Linked DNA regions of Homo sapiens: region 2 is linked to region 1. The links are chromatin contacts, found by Hi-C in ENCODE. All regions are on one chromosome and are shown on one strand. Each heading gives the region's core, a stretch centred on a gene start or an enhancer-like site at or near the end of the contact. The rest is flanking DNA. Distances are from core to core; before and after follow the strand shown.

Region 1 (5,292 bases), core at 2,043-4,542:
GAAAACCTGCTGTTATTAATCTTCTTACATTTTGTGCTAATCTCCTGTGTGAAAAATGTCTTGTAATTATTTTAGTTTGTTTTTCTCTAATTGCTAGTGAGGCTGTGCATCTTTTCACATCTTTTGACACTGGCTATTTGTCTTTCTTCTGTGAATTACCTACTCATATCTTCTTTTATTTCTATTTGGGGCTATTTGTCTTTGTCTTGTTGATTTATAGGACTTCTTTACATATTCCACATGTTTATGATTTGTTACGTGTGCTGCAGATATTTCCTCCCAGTCTATAATTTCTTTTATTTTTAGTTTATGGAGCCTTCTACCATTTAAAAGCTTGATGTATCCAAATTTATTTTCCTTTCCTTTCTTGCTTCTGCATTTTGTACCTTGATGTATTTTGCTGTATTTTATACTTTCACGGGTTTGCTTTCATGTTTGGCTCTTTAAAACATCTGAAACACATTAAACAGACATAGAACATCCTCTTTTCTTACCCCTAGACACAGAATATAATAAAGAAGATGCTAATTATAGAACTGAATCCCAAAACAAGAGTTAAGTAGAAGTGGCCATCATCCCATCTGGATGTGCTGGGAGGTGCTAGCAGTTTGCTAGAGAGAGTTTCCTAAGGCATGAATCTCCAGTGCTCCAAACCGCTTAGAGAATCAAACTCTTCAAAGGGACTTCTCAAGGTAAACCCTATATGGAGTATTTTCCAGAATACATTAATATTCTGGGATATTAGTAAAGTATTAACAATTATCACATGAGGAAAGGCTTTTGTGGTCATATATGGCTGAGAAAGACTTGGTTAAACAATATTAAATGGGTTTATTTGAAGGCAACTTAATTAATGAACATCTATTTTGGTCAGAGGCTGCAAGTTGTCTTCTGATAGAAGTTTACAGTGTGTTTAAAAACCCAAGGGATCATTTAGTTCAGAGCCAAGTTTCTCAACTTTAACTACATTTTGGAATAGCCAGGGAGCATTAAAAAAAAATGCGGAAATTCAAGTCTGTTAGCTTCAGGGACTGTATTTAATAGGTCTATGGTGTGGTTTGGGTATGGGAATTTTAAAAGTTTCCCTGATGATGCCAATGTGCAACCCAGGTGAAGAACCGCTGATTAGCTTCATGGCTTCATTTAGTAGACAGGGAACACAAGCCAGTTTGGGAAATAGCTGGGACCAGATAGAGATGTTTGGAACCCTAGGCCTGGCCTTTCCCTCTATACTGTGCTGCCTTCCTACAACACTTCGTTAATTTGTAGGTTTCAACCTGGAACACACATTACAGGCATTGGCTTTGGCATATATCAGATGCTACCTTGTATTGCTTGTTGGTTCTAAAGGGTCTCAGTTTTCTTTTCTGTAAAAGGGGCCTAATACCCCCTTTTCCTCGTGTCATCGTTATTCTTTGAATTGAATGAGCGAATGCATATGAAAGTTCTGAAAAATGTACATTATGCACATGGAAATTAGAGTGGGCAGATAAGGTCAGGTGACCCAGTGCCAACACAGTGCTCCATTCATAAATGGGTTTGGGAGATGTTTATTGACAGTAATTGCTTGTGGGAATAAGAAGCAGCTGCTCTTACAGAACAACTTCCTCACAAATACACCTGGAATTCCTCACATCCCAGCAAGCTGTCAACATCACCTCCCTCAGGGAACTCTTGATTAAGGTTACCATATTTTCAGCTCCAGGCATTCAGAAAATAAATTCTACATAATTAAAATGCACATGCATATGCATGAACGTGTATATAATTTTGCATGCTGTGTTGAATAGTCTCCAACTTAATAAAGTAGTACACCCTGTGGTTGTCATCCTGCGGGTGTCTCTTTCCCTGGGCTATCCCCTAATACAGAGGACAATTGTTCAGGGACCAGAGAGACTTAACTAATGGAAGGAGCTGAAAGAAGCTGCAGGCAAAGGAAGAGGCATCCAGGGACTGGAATGGGAGGCCTCTCTCCTGCTGACAGCAAAGCAGCATTGTGGCTTTCCCAGAGCATCGGGCAATGCTTTCCTGAAGAGGCTTTGGAAGCATTTAGGGCTCTGTAGGAATCTGGAAATCCAGCCTGCTCTGTGCTTGGGAGACCACCCCCTCCTTAGCCACAGAAGGAATTCAGAGCAGCCTGAAAGCGGCATAAATGCCTCCACGGACTTTCCCTTCAGTGGTAGGAAGGAAACAATCTCACTAACAACCCAGGCAGTCTGTGTCATTTGTAATTAATTCAAAGTATGTATGTGGTAGGTCCTGGAGACACACAGTGGGTGTTCAGACCCTACCCCTGTACTTGTGGAGAATGCAGTTGTATGGAGGATACTGACAAAAAGTCAATGGAAAAATCAAAGAATGACATTTTGTCATGTTAGGAAGGAAGCAGACGAGGGGCCGGCAAGGGTGGGGTGGGAGGGCATTTGCTTTAGTGATGATGGTCAGAGGGAGACCAATGTGGCTGGAGAGTGAGGAGGAACCTGGCAGAAAAGCAGATGAGACCTGGGCAGAGAGCAGATTATGCCAGTGTGTGTGGGTATGCTGCATCTATTAGACAGCCATGTCCACTTCGTGGGTGATAATCAAGGGCGATATTTAAAATAGTCAACACCTGGCAGGGGTGGACCTGGTTTTGCTTAAACATTTTGGGGAGAGGGCCTTTAAAAAAAGAAATTTTCAAGTGTCTTCTCAATGACTTTTTGTTTTTAAAACAAAACAAAACTGATACGGCCTTATAAACATATGGCTAGGATCTTTGAAAGGTGTTTTGCATATGGAGGCCCTGAAACTTAGGCTTCATCAGATTCACAGTAAATCCACCTTTGAAAATCATTCAGAGCAGATGCCAGCAGTAAGCACTGGTACAGCTGTCCTGAGGCATCCCAGCTAAATGTCAGATGCAGATGCAGAGGTTCTTTCAGGGCTAAGAAGAAAACCTTGAAAAGAGTGGGGAAGGGGTGTTAGGGATATTTGCATGTGAGTGGGGGTAATGATGCCCTCTGAATCTAAGCTGCAAAGTTATAGAAGTTATAATATATATAATAGTAATATATTATAATATATAATAACAATGTATGCAGACAGAGGAAAATAATGGAGGAGTCAGTGGGTTAGAGATCTTATAGAAGTCCTAGAATTGTACTAGTGGGGTGCCAGAGAAAGTGAGCTAAAATGACAATGAAAATGAGTCCTTGGAATCTAGAGGTTAGAAGTGGCCCATTTTCTGGTGATGGCAAAGGGCAGGAAATGACCATGCAGTGGGTGGCTGGAGTAGTGTGGAGGAAATGTCAGTGAAATTGAGGGTTGGAGTGTGGGATGACTCACCCATGTGGAACTTTCAGCTACAAATGATGTCATGAGTTGGGTAGAGAGGAAGACAATGAGAATTTTTTTTAAAATTAAACTTGAGAACTCTTTATTATGTAAGAAACAGCTATAACTCTCATTTTCTTGGTTGCTAGGTGTGCTGTCCAGGATCTGGAAAGAAAAGTGCACACAACATCTAAATTTTTCTCCCAGTGGGAGATTCTACTGCTGGTATTAGAATCACAGGCAGACATTACTGCACTTGTTTGGGCTTGGCTGAATCTCTGATCAGTTACATAGTTATATATGTCTGCATTTTCCCTTTCCTTGCTGGAGGTAAATGCCTTTTGAATGGTCATAGTCTCTATAGAGAAGTGTGTTATTAAAAAGGAAAAAAAACAGCAACAGATATTTTATGATATATAATGGTTTTTGTTTTGCAAAAGCCTTTCACATTTATCTCATTTGATCCTCAGAACAAACCCATAAAACAGTGAGCATTTTCCCATACAAGACAGAAAGAAACAGTCTCAAGTTAAGCAAACCACAGAGCTTACACATGTTATAGAAACCAGAGCTGAGGCTTGAATCCAGGTATTCTGCCTCCCTATCCAGTTCTCTTTCCACCAAAGCATGGCCCCATATCTTTGTGGTAATGTTGCCATCTCAGCTGCTTCTACCAAATTGTTTGTTCCTAATGTTGCAAGCCTGTTGGTCTCAGAGAAAAGGGGCAAATGAGAGAATCCTGGGCCTGAGCCTTCAGACCCATGAGATATTTGCTTCCTCCAGGCTGGAGTTTGCTTGCTAAATGAACTGTGCTGGTTGTAAAGATCATGAAGCCAACTGAAAAAGATTTATAAGCTGTCTAGGTGATCATCCTTAATGGGAATACATAGGAGTGTGGGAAATCTCTAATTTACCACCTTGATTTGTGAGGGTGTGTACACTGGCATGGATACGTGTGTAACCCAGGCAGCCTGCTACACCAGTTTCCAAGCTGGCTTGCTTCAGTGCATTCACACACATAAATCCTGTCATTGGGAATATCCTTCCTGGCATCATTGCATGTCTCATTCAATCTCATGTCCCAGCTTAAATACTCAACTCTTTGGACCACTCTTGATTTTCCTAGATAAATGTAAAGTTTTCCTCCTCTGAACTCTCTGTCACCCTCCTGGGACCTCACTTATGGTACTTTTCATCTTGAATTAGTGGGAGTTGAAAAACAACCAGTCTTTCGTACTCTATTGTAAATGTAATACCTTAAGGCCAGGGAACATGTGTCATTCATATTTGTGTATCTGCCAGAGTTACCTTGCACCCTGATGTAAAGGAGCTTTGTTTGCAGTCTGCAATGAGGGACTGCTCATCGGGCCCCCAGTCTGCACAGCAAATCTTGATTCGAGGCATCCAGAAGAGTTGACTGGGGGTGTCTGGAGCTCATGAGAGAAAGAAGGCTGAATTGTGGTCCTAGAGAGGGAAGGTAAAGTCACGGAGCGAATGAGATCACCCCAGGAAACTGTGAGAACTAGTAAGAAGTGATGCAGCCCGAGGACTGAACCTTAGGCAAACACATAAAGGGAGAAAAGTAAAAGAGGAGCCTCTGGGAAGGAATCACTGGGATTCAGGATAAAGTGAAGTCATAGGAGCCAGGAAGGAATGGTGAACAGTGGAAACATTCAGAGAGATAAAATAAGATGTTTAAAAGTGTCCGTTGGATTGAATGACAGAGAGGACATGATGTTCTTTGCCATGATAGCTTCTGTGAGGTGGTGGCTAAGGTGATCAGATGTCCTCCATTGCTTGGGACTGAGGGGGTTTCCAGGATGTGGGACTTGCAGTGCTAAAACCAAAAAAATTCTGGGCAAACTGTGATAAGTTGGTTACTGTAAGTGAGAAAAATAAAAATCAAACTCCAGGGCTGAAGAGCGAGTGTGAGGGAAGAAGCAGCAACTGAAGTGAAGAGCAGTTTTTGGTTCACAGCAA
Region 2 (5,159 bases), core at 805-3,304, 610 kb after region 1:
CCATATTTTTTAAAGTGTTGTCTGTGTTTTCTTAGAGGCATTCCTGCTCGAAAAGATGTGGTAACTTCATTCCACTGTAAAAAGAAGGAAAATATTTTTAAAAAATTGAAGAAAAATTAAATCTCATATTGATTTGAAGTACATTAGGTAAAGAAAATTCTTTAATTCACATCTGATTATATCATAAAAATTCTTGAAGAATCATTCATCTTATTTGTGCCATATAAAATTTTATATCTGGCCGGGCACGGTGGCTCATGCCTGTAATCCCAGCACTTTGGGAGGCCGATGCGGGTGGATCACCGGAGGTCGGGAGTTCGAGACCAGCCTGACCAATATGGAGAAACTCCGTCTCTACTAAAAATACAAAATTAGCTGGGCATAGTGGTGCATGCCTATAATCCCAGCTACTCAGGAGGCTGAGTCAGGAGAATCACTTGAACCTGGGAGGCGGAGGTTGCGGTGAGCTGAGATTGCACCATTGCACTCTAGCCTTGGCAACAAGAGCAAAACTCAGTCTCAAAAAAAAAAAAATTATATCTTACACTGCTTTCTTTTTATTAATTCTAGTGCTGTAGTAATATTTTTATGTAATAGCTTTTTTATTAGAAGAACTTCATTGGCTGATCTAAGATCCTTATTTAAGATCCTGAGCTTATTTAAGAAATCTGGAAATAAGGAAGAACTACAATCAATAGAGAAAACATTCATCCCTGTTTTTTACCTCAATTAATATTAATGTTGGTAGCACTGTGCTTCACATTCATTATTTCACTTTAATTACCCCAATTCTATGAATAGGTACTATTAATTTCTCATTTTTCACATAAGGAAAATAAAGCAGAGAGATTAATAAAATGACCAAGGTCACACAGCTAAGTGATGAACCTAGGCATTCAAACCCAGGTGTGATTGACTCTAGAAACTGATATTGAGCTGCTCACTCTGTACTGGCCTGAGGACACAGTAATAAAAATGACAGAAAGGGACTCTGTACTAAGGGAGATTACAGAACGGCTTTCCTGAGATGCAGTACAGGGTAGTGGCTTTAAGAACAGGCTCTGGAGTTAGACTAGTAGGGCTGGTTTCCCAGCTCTAGCTCTGCCACTATTGTTTATGACTTTTTGGGCCTATCTTCAATCTCTATGCCTCAATCTCCTTAACCACAAAACAGGGACAAAAGGACCTAACGAATGGGCTTATTGGAATGATAAAATGATGTAATATATGTGAAGTACTAGTAAGCATTCAGTGCATGTTTTCTTTTTCAGCGTGCTTATACTACTTTCATCTAATGGGTTTTAAATAATGTGGCAGGACTACTGATTGAGGTTCCTTCCTGTCCTAAATTCTATCCTTCATATTGGTAAATATAGCCAATAACTTACTAAGTAGCAGAATCCATGTAAGATCGCCATACCAGGAAGATCTGAATTCTAGCTCTGCCACTTGCTGTTGATGTGACTCTAGAGGGCATTTAACGTCTGTGAGCCTCAGTGTGCACCTGATAAAGTAGGGCTAATAATACATGCTCGTCTGAAGGGCATTCCTAAGAGGAAAATGCTTGTTATTCTGCAGATCACAACACACTTTAAAAAACAGCATCCTCCTGGGAAACCCCTTAAGGCAAGCATGTATTAGTAACCTTTACCAATGTGGAAACAGGCTCACAGAAGGTAGGGGACTCACCTAACGTCACATAACCAGCACCACAGTATCCTATAGAACCGAAGACCCAACTGCACAAAACGCGTTAGGAGTGCTGTACGTGCAATTCAGGGACCACCAGCAGTGGTTACTGATGGGTACTCAGAAATACCGTTTTGAAACAGGCAGCTGTTATCCTAGTGCTATTCGGCCGATACATCCTGCGTTAAATTCTATGGGTTCAATAAACAAAATTGCCACATTCGGGCTTGCCCCCCACCTAACCCTACAAAGCTTTGGACCTCATTCCCAATTGTTCCCTAATTCTGAGGCGGGTAGAAAATCAGGCGAGGTGAGCGGCCAAATCGGAATATTCTAAGACGCCCCCACGGGACGCCGGCCACACCAGGCACAGGAGTCGCTCCTCATAGCGAGTCTGGTGCGGCCTACGCGCGGCGCTTCCTTTCGGACCTGAGGCCCAGACCCTCAAAATAGAGGGAGCGGTGAGTCTGGCAAGGGTTGCATACCCGCTACTTCTCCTCGCCAGCCTTTTCACTGAACCTAGGGATCCTGGGACTCATCCCTCCGACCGAGGTAAAACTGCGAACGGTCGAGGTAAAACTGCGAACAGTGGTGACTGCCGTCAGCCCGCTGACCGGTCCCGTCTATCCGAGCTGTCTTACCAGCTTGGTGGCCCGATAAGGCCCGGGAGGCACACCCTGACTCTCCATAGGTCTGTCAGCGCCCGGTGGCGTCCATGGCGGCGAAGGCGACACTCAGGCCCAGCGGCCGCGGCAGTGGCGAGTCTCGGCACAACCGTTGGCCCCGCCGCCGATTTGAATAGCATAGAGGGCTGCGCGGATTGGCCGCGCCGCGGGTCACGTGACGCCACAGCCAGGCTCGGGAAGGAGTCGGCGAGGGCCGCTCGGCTGCGTCCTGGGGCTCCAGTAGCTGGCGCGGGCTGGGGTGGGCTGGGCTGGCCTGGGACCGCCTCGATGGGACAGGCTCGGGTTTCCCTGGCGCTGTTTCTCCCTCCTGCGGTCTACGGCGAGGCGGAGTCACAGAGTCCTGTTTTCGTGCTCAGAGGGGATGAGCTCTTTAGTTCCAAACGAAATTATTTGGAGTCCAGCCTTTGGTTTAAGGGAATTTGAAATTTGAAAAGACAAGAAAATACGGTTTTTCTGCCTGGCCCTACAGGATCTTCAGCAGTTAGCTTAGAAGGCAAAGCAACCTGATGGATATGTGTCGCAGTTTCTCTCTCTGCTGCCTATCCTCTCTCTCAGCAGGTGCCATGATTCTCTGAAGTGCTAAAATCTAGGTTCAGAACCCCCTAATTGTGCAGTAAAATGGATCATTCAGAACCCCCCAGTTGGGTAATAAAATGGATTATAGGTAGTCTTTCTTAAGTACATACAATGTGGGGCTTGGGAAAGGTTGTGTACAACTTGTCAAATTGCTTCCCTTAAACTCTACCACTGTATAAGAATGTTGGTTATGTTTGGATCGTGATTATACACTTAAAATTTCACTAGGATCTTAGAAAATAAATCTTCAACAGAAGTCAATTTTCAAATGACAAAAACTACATTCCGAGAGTTGAAGAGACTTACTCAGTCTTAGGTCTCCTTGGCAAAGCACAGACTTCATGCTTTTAATAAATACCCTGTCACCAGTCTGAAACTATCTGATGCTAAGAATCCCTTAGTAAAGTGGGAGATTGCTTGAGTGATTTGAAGCTGTGGAAGAATTCACTTGGAAATTAAATAGCAGTTTAAGAGGATAGGATGCAGTAAAAAGAAGAGATAAAGAAAAATGTTCAGGGAGTGGTAGTGTAGGTCTGTGGAGTTTTCCTTAATTTGGGCAGAAGCACATCTATTTTCTACCAGGACCAGTGGGTAGGAATTTTCAAAAACATACTTGGTAAACAGGAACAATCTACTCAATTTTCCACTTATGTTAAGGAAAAGTAAAATGATTGATGTTACAAAATAATGTTAACTGTTTCTTACCTGGCTTTATGATACATTGTCCCAGGATTTTCGTTTTTCTTTTCTTTTTCCTTTCAGAAGGAAATGGAGATGAGACTGTGGAAGCCAAAATTTATTTTTGCCCAGCTCCCCAAGTTGAAAATCATCTCACATACAGCCTTTGATATAGGTAGCCACAGCTTAATAGTACCTTAATAATCCACTGTGGCTGTGGATTCACTCTGCACCATCCACTTTCACATTTATAGTGTCTTTAGATGATAAAATATTTAAAAGTTAGGTTTTTGTTAAATGTGAGTGGTCTGAGTTTCTTTAAGGTAACTTTACATACCTTTGCTCTTAACAATTATTCATTGATTGCATAGTTTAAATCTTGGAAGTCATTTTATTTCCTCTCATTACCAATTCTGCGAGAGTCACTTTATCATCCTTTTCCTAATTCTCCTACATTAGAATTTCTCAGAGTGGGTTAAAAACTACATGTTTTAGAATTTCCTGCAATACCTGTTAAAATGCTGATTCCTGGGATTCCCCAAATCCTGATTGGGGTGTATGTATATATGTGTATGTATGTGTGTGTGTGTGTGTTTGTCATGGGAGGGAGAGTACAGGGTAAATGTGTAGGGTTGGAGGAGGCTGTATCTCTGAAGACTGTGCAGCTGAGATGCTGTAATGCCCATGAACTGCCTAGCTGTGGACTTATATATGAAAGAAATATGAGCCTCTGTTAATTTACTCTTCTAGCTGAACCTAACCTAATCTACTCATTGTGATACAATGAGTATCACAAAAGAAAATGAGCTCTCTTCTTTTGTCTGCCACCATGTGAGATGTGCCTTTCACCTTCTGCCATGATCGTGAGGCGTCCCAAGCCACACAGAACTTAATTCAGGTAGCTGGAGAGATAATGGTGGATGGGAGGCAGGACTAGATTGCAGCTCCCACTTGGATGGAAAGAGCAGAATGTGGAGGCTTGCACTGTGAACTTTTGCTCCAGAATGACTGCAGGAATAAATCAGGAAAGCTGAGAGAATTGATAGACCATCTGAAGGAAGTGGATTGCTCCTGCAGGACCCGGAAGACACCCCAAATACTGTGCTGGCTGGTATCCATGACTGAGAGACCCACAGACAGTTCACATCACACGACTCTGTGCAGACAACCCCCAGTACCAGCCCAGAGCCTGGTAGACTTGCTGGGTGGCTAGATCCAGAGGAGATAACAATCACTACATCTTGGCTCTCAGGAAGCCACATCCCTAGGAAAAGGGGGAAACCACTACATCAAGGGAACACTCCATGGGACAAAAGAATCTGAACCACAGCCTTGAGCCCTAGGCCTTTCCTATGACAGAGCCTACCCAAATGAGAAGGAATCAGAAAACCAACTCTGGTAATATGACAAAGTTCTTTAACACCCCCCAAAAATCACACTAGCTCACCAGCAATGGATCCAAAACAAGAAGAAATCCCTGATTAACCTAAAAAAGAGTTCAGAAGTTTCATTATTAAGTTAATCAGGGCG

What was found. A loop is a pair of places that touch in the nucleus more often than their neighbours do.
Region 2: a map of endothelial cell of umbilical vein shows a loop between it and region 1 (2.3-fold over the local background). The contact joins the promoter of DEPDC1-AS1 here to the enhancer-like site in region 1. A Hi-C loop is called at or near these places in 1 of 168 maps with a recorded cell type or tissue (endothelial cell of umbilical vein).

Annotation. Positions count from the first base shown.
Region 1 is chr1:67,886,804-67,892,095 of GRCh38, forward strand. The region is part of intron 1 of GNG12-AS1 (GNG12, DIRAS3 and WLS antisense RNA 1); the gene reads left to right. Among named protein-coding and RNA genes, the nearest start is that of GNG12, 56 kb to the left of the region's middle. Within about 2 kb of position 3,293, at least 3 of the 41 ENCODE cell types and tissues checked have a DNase peak (open chromatin) inside an H3K27ac peak, as active enhancers do; they include endothelial cell of umbilical vein, where a contact is called at or near this core.
Region 2 is chr1:68,494,622-68,499,780 of GRCh38, forward strand. DEPDC1-AS1 (DEPDC1 antisense RNA 1) reads left to right here and starts at 2,055. Exons shown (of 3, transcript NR_110671.1): 1 at 2,055-2,150. It overlaps DEPDC1 (DEP domain containing 1), which reads right to left and starts at 2,461. Exons shown (of 12, transcript NM_001114120.3): 1 at 2,331-2,461; 2 at 1-74. The coding sequence starts at 2,378. RefSeq lists enhancers at 2,142-2,191, 2,302-2,361.